Linked DNA regions of Homo sapiens: region 1 is linked to region 2. Evidence: chromatin loops called from intact Hi-C (ENCODE). Cell type or tissue: lower leg skin. All regions are shown on one strand. Each heading gives the region's core, and the rest is flanking DNA. Links, peaks and the distances in the headings are about the cores only.

Region 1 (4,389 bases), core at 150-4,149, 75 kb after region 2:
AACCAGCTGCTCATATTAGAAGACCTTGGAGTTATGAGATGCTAGTTTATACCATATGCATTAGACATAAAAAAAATCACTACCTACCTTCGGCTGAGATAAAAAGCAAGAGGTAAAGCTCCAGACAGCTGTTCCTAACTTAACTACTCTTGCCTCCCACAGCTTTCTGAACAAGGTAAATCCTGAATAGTGATCATCATTCAACCTTCATCTCTGCAAAAAGCATTTCTTTTCCTCCCAGGCGAAAACAAACAGTGCCTGCTGTCTAGCACTAGTTAAACAAGTTCCCCAAACACCACACACGTCTATTATAATACATACCACTGAGAAGCCACAGCAAGAACATAATGTTCCTTATGGGCCAAGGATGAGAGAAGAGGACAGGAATCCTCCAAGCTGATACAGTGACTTGTAAACCTGGTTTATCTTATTGGAGTCTCAGTTTCTACATTTGTAAGTATTTTTGCCTGATTCAACAGTACAGTATTTAAGAACCAGAACTTTTGTCTCCTCCCATCTTCTTTTTTTTTTGAGATGGAGTCTCACTCTGTTGCAGTGGCACAATCTCCTGAGTAGCTGGGACTACAGGCGTGAGCCACCACACCTGGCTAATTTTTGTATTTTTAGTAGAGATGGGGTTTCACCACGTGGGCCAGGCTGGTCTCGAACTCCTGACCTCAGGTGATCCACCCACCTCGGCCTCCCAAAGTGCTGGGAGTACAGGCATGAGCCACCATGCTCAGCCGTCTCCTCTCATCTTCTAAGAACTGGATATTGTCATTTGAAAGTCTTATTTTTAACCATCATGGTCTCTACGCTTGAGTGTGTCTGTGAGAATATGAAGACATACTGTAATTACTGGCTCATTAAGATTAAGCATCATAATCTTCCTAGTTGAAAAGGGTTAGCCAAGTACTGTATAAGGTGTAACTATAAGTATTTAACCTTACAAATTCCTCAAGAAGATAGGCAGAAAATAGGAAAGAAAAGGGCAAAAATAGGCCGGGTGCAGTGGCCCACCTGAGGTACAGAGTTCAAGACCAGCCTGGCCAACATGATGAAACCCTGTCTCTACTAAAAATACAAAAAATTAGCTGGGCGCGGTGGTGGGCGCCTGTAATCCCAGCTACTCAGGAGGCTAAGACAGGAGAATTGCTTGAACCCAGAGGCAGAGGTTACAGTGAACCAAGATCGCACCACTGCAGTCCAGCCTGGGCAACAAGAGCAAAACTCCATCTCAAAAAAAAAAAAGAAACAAAAGAAAAGGACAAAAATACCCAACAGTGGAAAGGAGGCAGCAAAGTTAACTGCACAGATCACATCTCAGTCAGAGAGCAGTATGTGAAGGAGGGAAAAAGCCTCTAATCACTTGACTCAGATATACGTTGGAGATGCTAGAGATCCAACTCCGTGTTCCAAAAACCTGTGTTCCCAGAGACCACTACTGCAGTGTCAGTTCACACAGATCTTATAACACGAGTAAACACTTCCAGATAATGACACTGATGGAAAAATAGCATACAATAGGGAAGCTCTATTTCTAAAAACTTTACTGTTTACCTGGAATCACACCTTTATTCTGGAACAAAAAGAAAACTGCTAAACAGAAGCAGATACTGTTATAACTCTTCCTTAAGATAAGCTTTATAGGCAGTGTTTAACTAGTTTAACTAGTGCTAGACAGCAGGCACTGTTTGTTTTTGCCTGGGAGGAAAAGAAATGCTTTTAGCAGAGATGAAGGTTGAATGATTATCACCATTCAGGATTTACCTTGTTCAGGGATTGTTAGGGAGCGATCAAATCGGAAAGGTAAAGATGAAATGCTTTTCCTGTTTCTTGATTTTTATCTACCAGCAATAATATGAGGCACACTCGTAAAGTAAAGGTTTGCATTATATTTACAATTAAACTCTAGAAAAGCATAATTCTGAGCTAAATATTCTGCCTAAAGAATCTCTTTCACATAATCCTTCCTGGTCACTTGCTCCTTGCACTCACAATTTGTTTCTTAATTCCTATGCTTTTTATCCCTTTCTATACAAGGATTTGTCCAAAAAAAAGTATACTCCCTTACCAGAACGCAACCTCCTGCAGGGGCCACATCTTACTCACCTTGTGTCTCTGTCAGCACTCAGCATTGGGCTTTGACCACAGCTCACCTTCGATTAATAAAAATTATAAATCAAGGCCGGGTGCAGTGGCTTACATCTGTAATCCCAGCACTTTGGGAGGCCAAGGTGGGCAGATTACTTGAGGTCAGGAGTTGGAGACCAGCCTGGCCAACATGGCGAAACCCCGTCTCTATTAAAAATACAAAAATTGGCCAGGCGCGGTGGCTCATGCCTGTAATCCCAGAACTTTGGGAGGCTGAGGTGGAGGTCAGGAGATCGAGACCATCCTGGCTAACACTTGGTGAAACCACATCTCTACTAAAAATACAAAAAATTAGCTGGGTGTGGTGGTGGGCGCCTGTAGTCCCAGCTGAGGCAGAAGAATGGCGTGAACCTGGGAGGTGGAGCTTGCAGTGAGCCGAGACTGTGCCACTGCACTCCAGCCTAGGCCACAGGGCGAGACTCCATCTCAAAAAAATAAAAAATAAAAAAAACAAAAATTAGCCGGGCGTGGCACAAAAATAATCCCATCTACTCGGGAAGCTGAGGCAGGAGAATTGCTTGAACCCAGGGGGCAGAGGTTGCAGTGGGGCAGAGGTCGCATAGAGCTGAGATCGCACCACTGCACTCCAGCCTGGGTGACAGAGCAAGATTCCGTCTCAAAAAAAAAAAATTATAAATCAAAACAGGTTTCTGCTTTAGGTGACAACAGATGAAATCAAGCTCAACCAACTTCTACCTATAACTCATATAATCCTAGATATAGTGGAGCAAAGACGGAAATGGGACCATCAATAGCTCTGCCACTGACTTCCCCTGCAAAATTGAATAAATCAAGAATGAACAAAGCCATAAATATCTAGGATCAGGAACTTTGTACTATGGCCGAGTCCCATCAGTTTTCCCTGACAGCCAGTATTAGATAATCATTTACAGCCATAGCCACCATGCATCTGTATGCAAAACCCTCACATTGTAACATTGGAATTGGCTTTATATGAAAGCTACAATTACAGCCTCTCATCTCCTCTCATTCTATATAAAAGAGTGGGATCTACAAAGCCATACACGGAAACTGGTCATTTCAACCTTGCCTAACAGGGGTTCTTTTCTCATGCTTTTTAAGGAAGGAGCAGGAATAGAAATTCTCGGAGTCCTTATCAGTAAGTAATGATCAGGAATGTTCCATTGATGCTGCTATAAACCTCTAGCATAACAGCAAGGTGACAAAGAATTTTCTAAAATCAGTCCCAAATAGCAGGAAAGAAACACTTAGCTCAGGATGAGTTCAAGAACCAAAAATGGGCTGAGTTGTGCTGATTTAGGTCAGAAACAGGGTCAAAGTTGCCTCTTTCAGAGATGAGAATTAGATATAACAAGTAATTGGCTGGGCACAGTAGCTCATGCCTGTAACCCCAGCACTTTGGGAGGCCGAGGCGGGTGGATCACTTGAGGTCAGGAGCTTGAGACCAGCCTGGTCAATATGGTGAAATCCCATCCCTACTAAAAATACAAAAATTAGCCAGGTGTGGTGGTGGGTGCCTGTAATCCCAGCTACTTGAGAGGCTGAGGCAGGAGAATCGCTTGAACCCGGAAAGCAGAGGTTGCAGTGAGCAGAGACTGTGCCACTGCACTCTAGCCTGGGCGTCAGAGGGAGACTCCATCTCAAAAAAAAAACACGAATTGCCAGCTCTTAGCACTGTCCAGTGGAACCTTCTTTGCGATGGAAATGTTCCACATCTGTGCTGCCCAGTGTAGCAGACATCAGCCACATGTGGCTGCTGAGCACTTGAAATGTGGCTAGCATGACTGAGGAAATGAATTTTAAATTGTGTTTAATTTTAATCTCAATGTAAACTGCCAAATATGGCTAGTGGTGACCAAACCGGAACTGTAGCTCTAGATTCCCTAAATTAGGGACTTTCAATGACAGGCAATTCCCTCTACCCCTTGGGGGACAACTGCCCCCATCTTGAGACATTTCTTATTGTTACAACTGGGTGTAGGGAGTGCGACTAGCATCTACTGAGCAGAGGTCTGGGACACTGCTAAGCATGCTGCCATGCACAGGCCAGCCCCCATAACAGCAAATTATCTGACCCAAAATATCACTAGTGCTGACGCTGAGAAACTGCTTTAAGTTTGCTCAAGGACAGAATTAAAGTAAATGCAAACAAACTGCAGTATACCTTGCCTAAACATAATACCCAGGAAGAATGAGATCTTTTAACCAACAGAAAAAGGTCTGGGCTATTCTACAAGTTTAGAGTAGCAGGTT
Region 2 (4,389 bases), core at 192-4,191:
TGAGGCAGGTTGGTTTCCTATCTTAAAGAAACAGGCTTTCCAACATTGTAATTAGTGCTTTCTTTTTCTTTTTCTTTTTTTTTTGAGACGGTCTTGCTGTAATCACCCAGGCAGGAGTGCAGTGGCACAGTCGTGCCTCATTGCAGCCTTGACCTCTAGGGCTTGATTGATCCTCCCGAGTAGCTGGGACTACAGGCCTGCCACCATGCCCAGCTAATTTTTGTATTTGTTGGAGAAGCAGGGATCCCTGTGTTGTCCAGGCTCGTCTCGAACTTCTGGGCTCAAGTGAGTCCTCCTTCGGCCTTTCAAAGTGCTGGGGTTACAGGCATGAGCCGCAGTGCTGGCCACACACCTGCTATTGCTTCCTCATTGCCTGTAGACCAAAATTTGTGGAGCTGGGTGGGAAGAGAGGTAGGGGAGTGGTTTCCTGCTTGTTATCTGGCTCATTTAGTCCTTTAACACAGTACTCAGCCTAGGAGATTGATAACCTGAGATTACTTGAAAAAAGATCACCCAAAAGTGAAAAACCAGTTAGGCAAACTGCACCAGCCCCAGGCAGAACCCACAGAACCTTGTTCTTCACCTTTGCACTTCCAAATGCCTCACTTTGATTGACTACTCTTTGCTCTGCAATTCCAATAATAGCTATCTTTAGTGTTTAGTATGTACCAGGTGAAACAAACATGCTATTCTACAAAACCAGTTCAGGGAAGTTAAGTAACTTGCTCCAGGCCAGCCTGCTGGTCATTGATCACCCTGGTTTCAAACCCTGTTTTTAGCTCCGAGCTTCCTAGTTGGGACTTACTTAATGTCACCTGCATTAGAATGAGTTGTTTACAGTACAGTCTAGGAGCATCTTATAGTGATGGAGAGCACTGCCTTTGGAATCATGCAAAGCTAGGTTCAGTCTTCGTTCTACTACTTATTTCTACCACTTTGAGCAAGTTACTGTATCTGTTATAACGGAGGTGTTGATAGTAGCTCCTACATTTGTGAGGACAAATGACAAATGAGGTGTTGATAGTAGCTCCTACATTTGTAAGGACAAATGAGAAATGTAGGTGTAATAATACAGAGAAATAATTTCCTGGTAGCTAGAAATAGAGTTATTTTGGGTGAGAAGTTGGGTAACCTGGCGATGGGAACACCATCTTCTACAGTCATTTCTTTAGTAAATTTCCTGGTATTTTTGTTGAACGGGGTGTGTAAGCTGAGGGGGAGATTTATGAAAGAAGACGATGAATACAGATGATAAAATTCTAATAAAGTTTCTGCTGTATCATGTGGCTCCTCTGTATCTTTTGTAAAATTACTTTTTGTTAATGTGCTGCAGAGTTGGATGAATTTGAGCAATATTTCCAAGTTTTAGAAGAGAGCTCCACGGTGAGACGCCTCTCACCTTGGGGACCTGTCCTCAGATTAGGGGCTCTGCAGTCAGTATCCGCAAATCCTTCCCCCACGGTTCCCAGCCCACCTGTGAGTGGCCTATTGCATTCCAATCACGACGTGTTAATCGATGATCTCTTTAGTACGTGGGGCTAGCACAGTTCAGGATCTATTTTCTCAGTTTAAGACCGTTTACATTTATTTTTATTATTTTCAGAAACAGAGTGTCCCTCTGCAGTGCCCAAACATAGCTCATTGCAGCCTCCCACTCCTGGGGTCAAGAGATCCTCCCGCCTCAGCCTACAGAGTGGCTGGGATCACAGGTGCATGCCACCGTGCCCAGTTAATTTTTAAATTTTTGGCAGAGACGAGGGTATGGGGGAGGGTGGGTCTCACTATGTTGCCCAGGCTGGTCTCGAACTCCTGGCCTCAAGCGATCCTCCTGCCTCGGCCCCCCAAAGTGCTGGGATTACAGGCGTGAGCCACCGTGCCCGCCTGATTAGGTTTATTATTACTCATTGAATGCAATCCTACGGAGCTGCACAGCAGGGTCCCAAACTCAAGCTTGTGGAAGGTCACACACCTGGGAAGCGTGGAGCAATGACCTAAAGCGCAGCAGTCGGAGCCAGAACCCGCCCCAGGAACTCGCCCGGAGGCTCTCTTGGCTGGTGCAGCTGCTCCCTGGCAGCTCTCCTTTCCCCGCTCCTTCACTCCCACGCTTTTGGGACTACACTTCCCAGCGCCCCTTGCGGAGGAGGCGGGCCGCGCGCTGCTTCCAGGGCCACTTCCTGGCTTTGGACTACATTTCCCGTGAGGCCTTGCGGCCATGTCCTGGATTTCTCCAGTCTCTTCGGCCGGCACCGCCTCCGCCTGGACTCCACTTCCCGGCAGCGCCCGCGGTGGGGCGGGGCAGGACGAGGCGGGACGCGCGGCCCGAGGGGCGGGGGCGGCGGGCGGCCCGGGGCTGCAAAGCGGGGGGCCGCCGCCTCCCTGGGCCTGCCTGGGCGGCCGCCTCCGCGATGCCGCTGCTCGTCGAGGGGCGGCGAGTGCGGCTGCCGCAGTCAGCCGGGGACCTCGTCCGAGCCCACCCGCCTTTGGAGGTGAGTGGGGCGCGGCGCGGGGCTTCGGGGCGGGCCCGAGGGGAAGCTGCAGGGCGGGCTAGCGCCCCCCTCACGCGACACAGACTTGAAACTTGGCGCTGTTGGCACATCCGGAGCCCCGGCCGTCGGCTCGCGTCTTCCCCTTGAGGGGTCGGGGAGTTTTTGCCTTCTTTAGACTTCAGCGGGCTGCCCCGGAGGCCACTCTCTGACAAGGGAGGGGACGGGGGCCCAGAGAGGTTAGGTGACTTGCCCAAGGTCGCACAGCACTGCGGCTCGGGGACACGCCGGGACCCCCATTCCCCGACGGGGCGGCTGCAGCCCCCATAGGGCTGGGTCCGTTTAGGCAAATCCGGCCGCCCGCCTTCGGGGACCCGCAGCCTGCGGTGAACGTTGCTTCGTCCTTGCGTCCCCGTGAAGCAGGAGGTTATTCCAGGGTGGGCTTCGGAGAGCGTTTGGCCTGGGGGATCTTGGCGGGGACCCCCAGTCCTTCCTCCTCTCTCTCCCCTACCCCCGGGGCGTAGGGCGCCGAGTTATTTTTAGCCGGGAGAGAGAGCCCTGCTTTCCGCAGCTGGGCCATAGGACCACGCCCTGATGCACGGGTTTTGTTTTTGTTTTTTCTGCTTTTGTGCTCAAATAGATCTCTGAACTCTTGTCCACGCTTATGCAGGGACTGTTGGCAAGGGGGTTCTCAGGTTTTAAAAAGAGCGGGGCGTGGCGGCGGGGGCAGACGTCCTATTTGCCATAGATCCTGTTAAAGGGGAATCAATCAGTTCCTTGATTTGAGAGTCAAATATCGAGCCCCTAATATCTGTTGGGCAACGTACTGATCACTGTCCCTGCCCTCGGAGTGTTTATAGTCTAGAAGGGAGAATGGTTTCTGATGAAGAAGGCTCAGATACTATAAACTGTTAAGTACCATAAAGAAAAAGCGTCCCCTTTCACTCTGAGATGGGAAGCACAGGAACCTGACCAAGTGTGTTGGGTTGGGGAAGGCATTTAGAGGTTTCATCTGTCACAGCTGTACAGTTTGTGATTATTTTGTTTGCTTGTTTGTTCTCTATTGGTCTGTCGCCAGAATGTAAGCCTCCTGAAGGCAGATAAGAGTAGTGTCCTCACTTTTGTATCCTCAGAGTGTAGGACGGTCCCTGGCATAGAATTGGCGCTCAGTAAAGATTTGCTGCATAAATGAGGTCACAAAATGACCCCTGAACGTGTTCTGAAGGGTGACAAGGACTTACTGACGGGGAGAAGGCAGACAGCTCTGTGTGATTCTCAGCTTGCATTTCAGGACCGACCATCGTCTGTTAGCCAACATGCACCGAGCTAGGCGTGGTGGCGTGTCACTTTATCCTTGCGTTGTGTTACTGTCCTGTTAGCTAGCGAAGTCAAGAGTAGGACTCACCAAGGAAAAATAATTTCAGCCGCCTGAAGAATTTAGGGGATGCTCTACTTTTATGTCTGTTTGAAAATGTCCGTGATAGAAAGTTAGATGGGTGTCCCGGGCTGCACACTTAAGTGTGGAGGGAGATTTGGTGACATACCGGGGCTGCTTCTCTCGAAGGAAGGTTTTGGCCTATTTAAGAAGACATGTCCTAGAAAGGCTGTGTACTGGGGACCAGTTTGTGTTACAGGAACTTTGGAAGGGGGCGATCACTTTGATTTGCGGCAGTGTAAGTGAAGAAGGATGCAGGCACGAGAGAGATTTGAAAAGGAGAAGAAGGGTGAGGGCATCGCAGCTGGGCAAGCCGCCTGGGGCGCGGCGGGCAGGAGGGGAAGGGCCCAGTGGGTGGGTGTCCTGGCCAGTTTCTCCGGAGCAGCCCGGGTGAGGAGGGGAAGCATGGAAAGTAACCTTACAGGGGTGGATTGTACCCAGATGACCAAATGACCAAGGGGCTTAGATGGA

The links. Hi-C counts contacts between places; a loop is a spot of excess contacts. Peaks named below come from ENCODE experiments on the same cell type or tissue, not always from the same donor. Only the 100,000 strongest peaks of a DNase experiment are listed, where the experiment ranks them.
Region 1: it touches region 2 in a loop (26-fold over the local background); 10 of 110 quality-filtered maps call a loop at or near these places.

Annotation. Positions count from the first base shown.
Region 1 is chr16:14,978,697-14,983,085 of GRCh38, reverse strand. The region is part of intron 1 of PDXDC1 (pyridoxal dependent decarboxylase domain containing 1); the gene reads right to left. Among named protein-coding and RNA genes, the nearest start is that of PDXDC1, 5.9 kb to the right of the region's middle. In lower leg skin, for the core only: no CTCF peak of the experiment used is centred there; no DNase peak of the experiment used is centred there.
Region 2 is chr16:15,053,988-15,058,376 of GRCh38, reverse strand. It overlaps NTAN1 (N-terminal asparagine amidase), which reads left to right and starts at 2,303. Exons shown (of 10, transcript NM_173474.4): 1 at 2,303-2,486. The coding sequence starts at 2,406. It also overlaps a transcript of PDXDC1 not described here. RefSeq lists a silencer at 2,748-2,932. In lower leg skin, for the core only: no CTCF peak of the experiment used is centred there; DNase peaks (open chromatin) are centred at 2,196, 2,566, 2,826, 4,026 and 1 weaker place; H3K4me3 peaks cover 914 bases.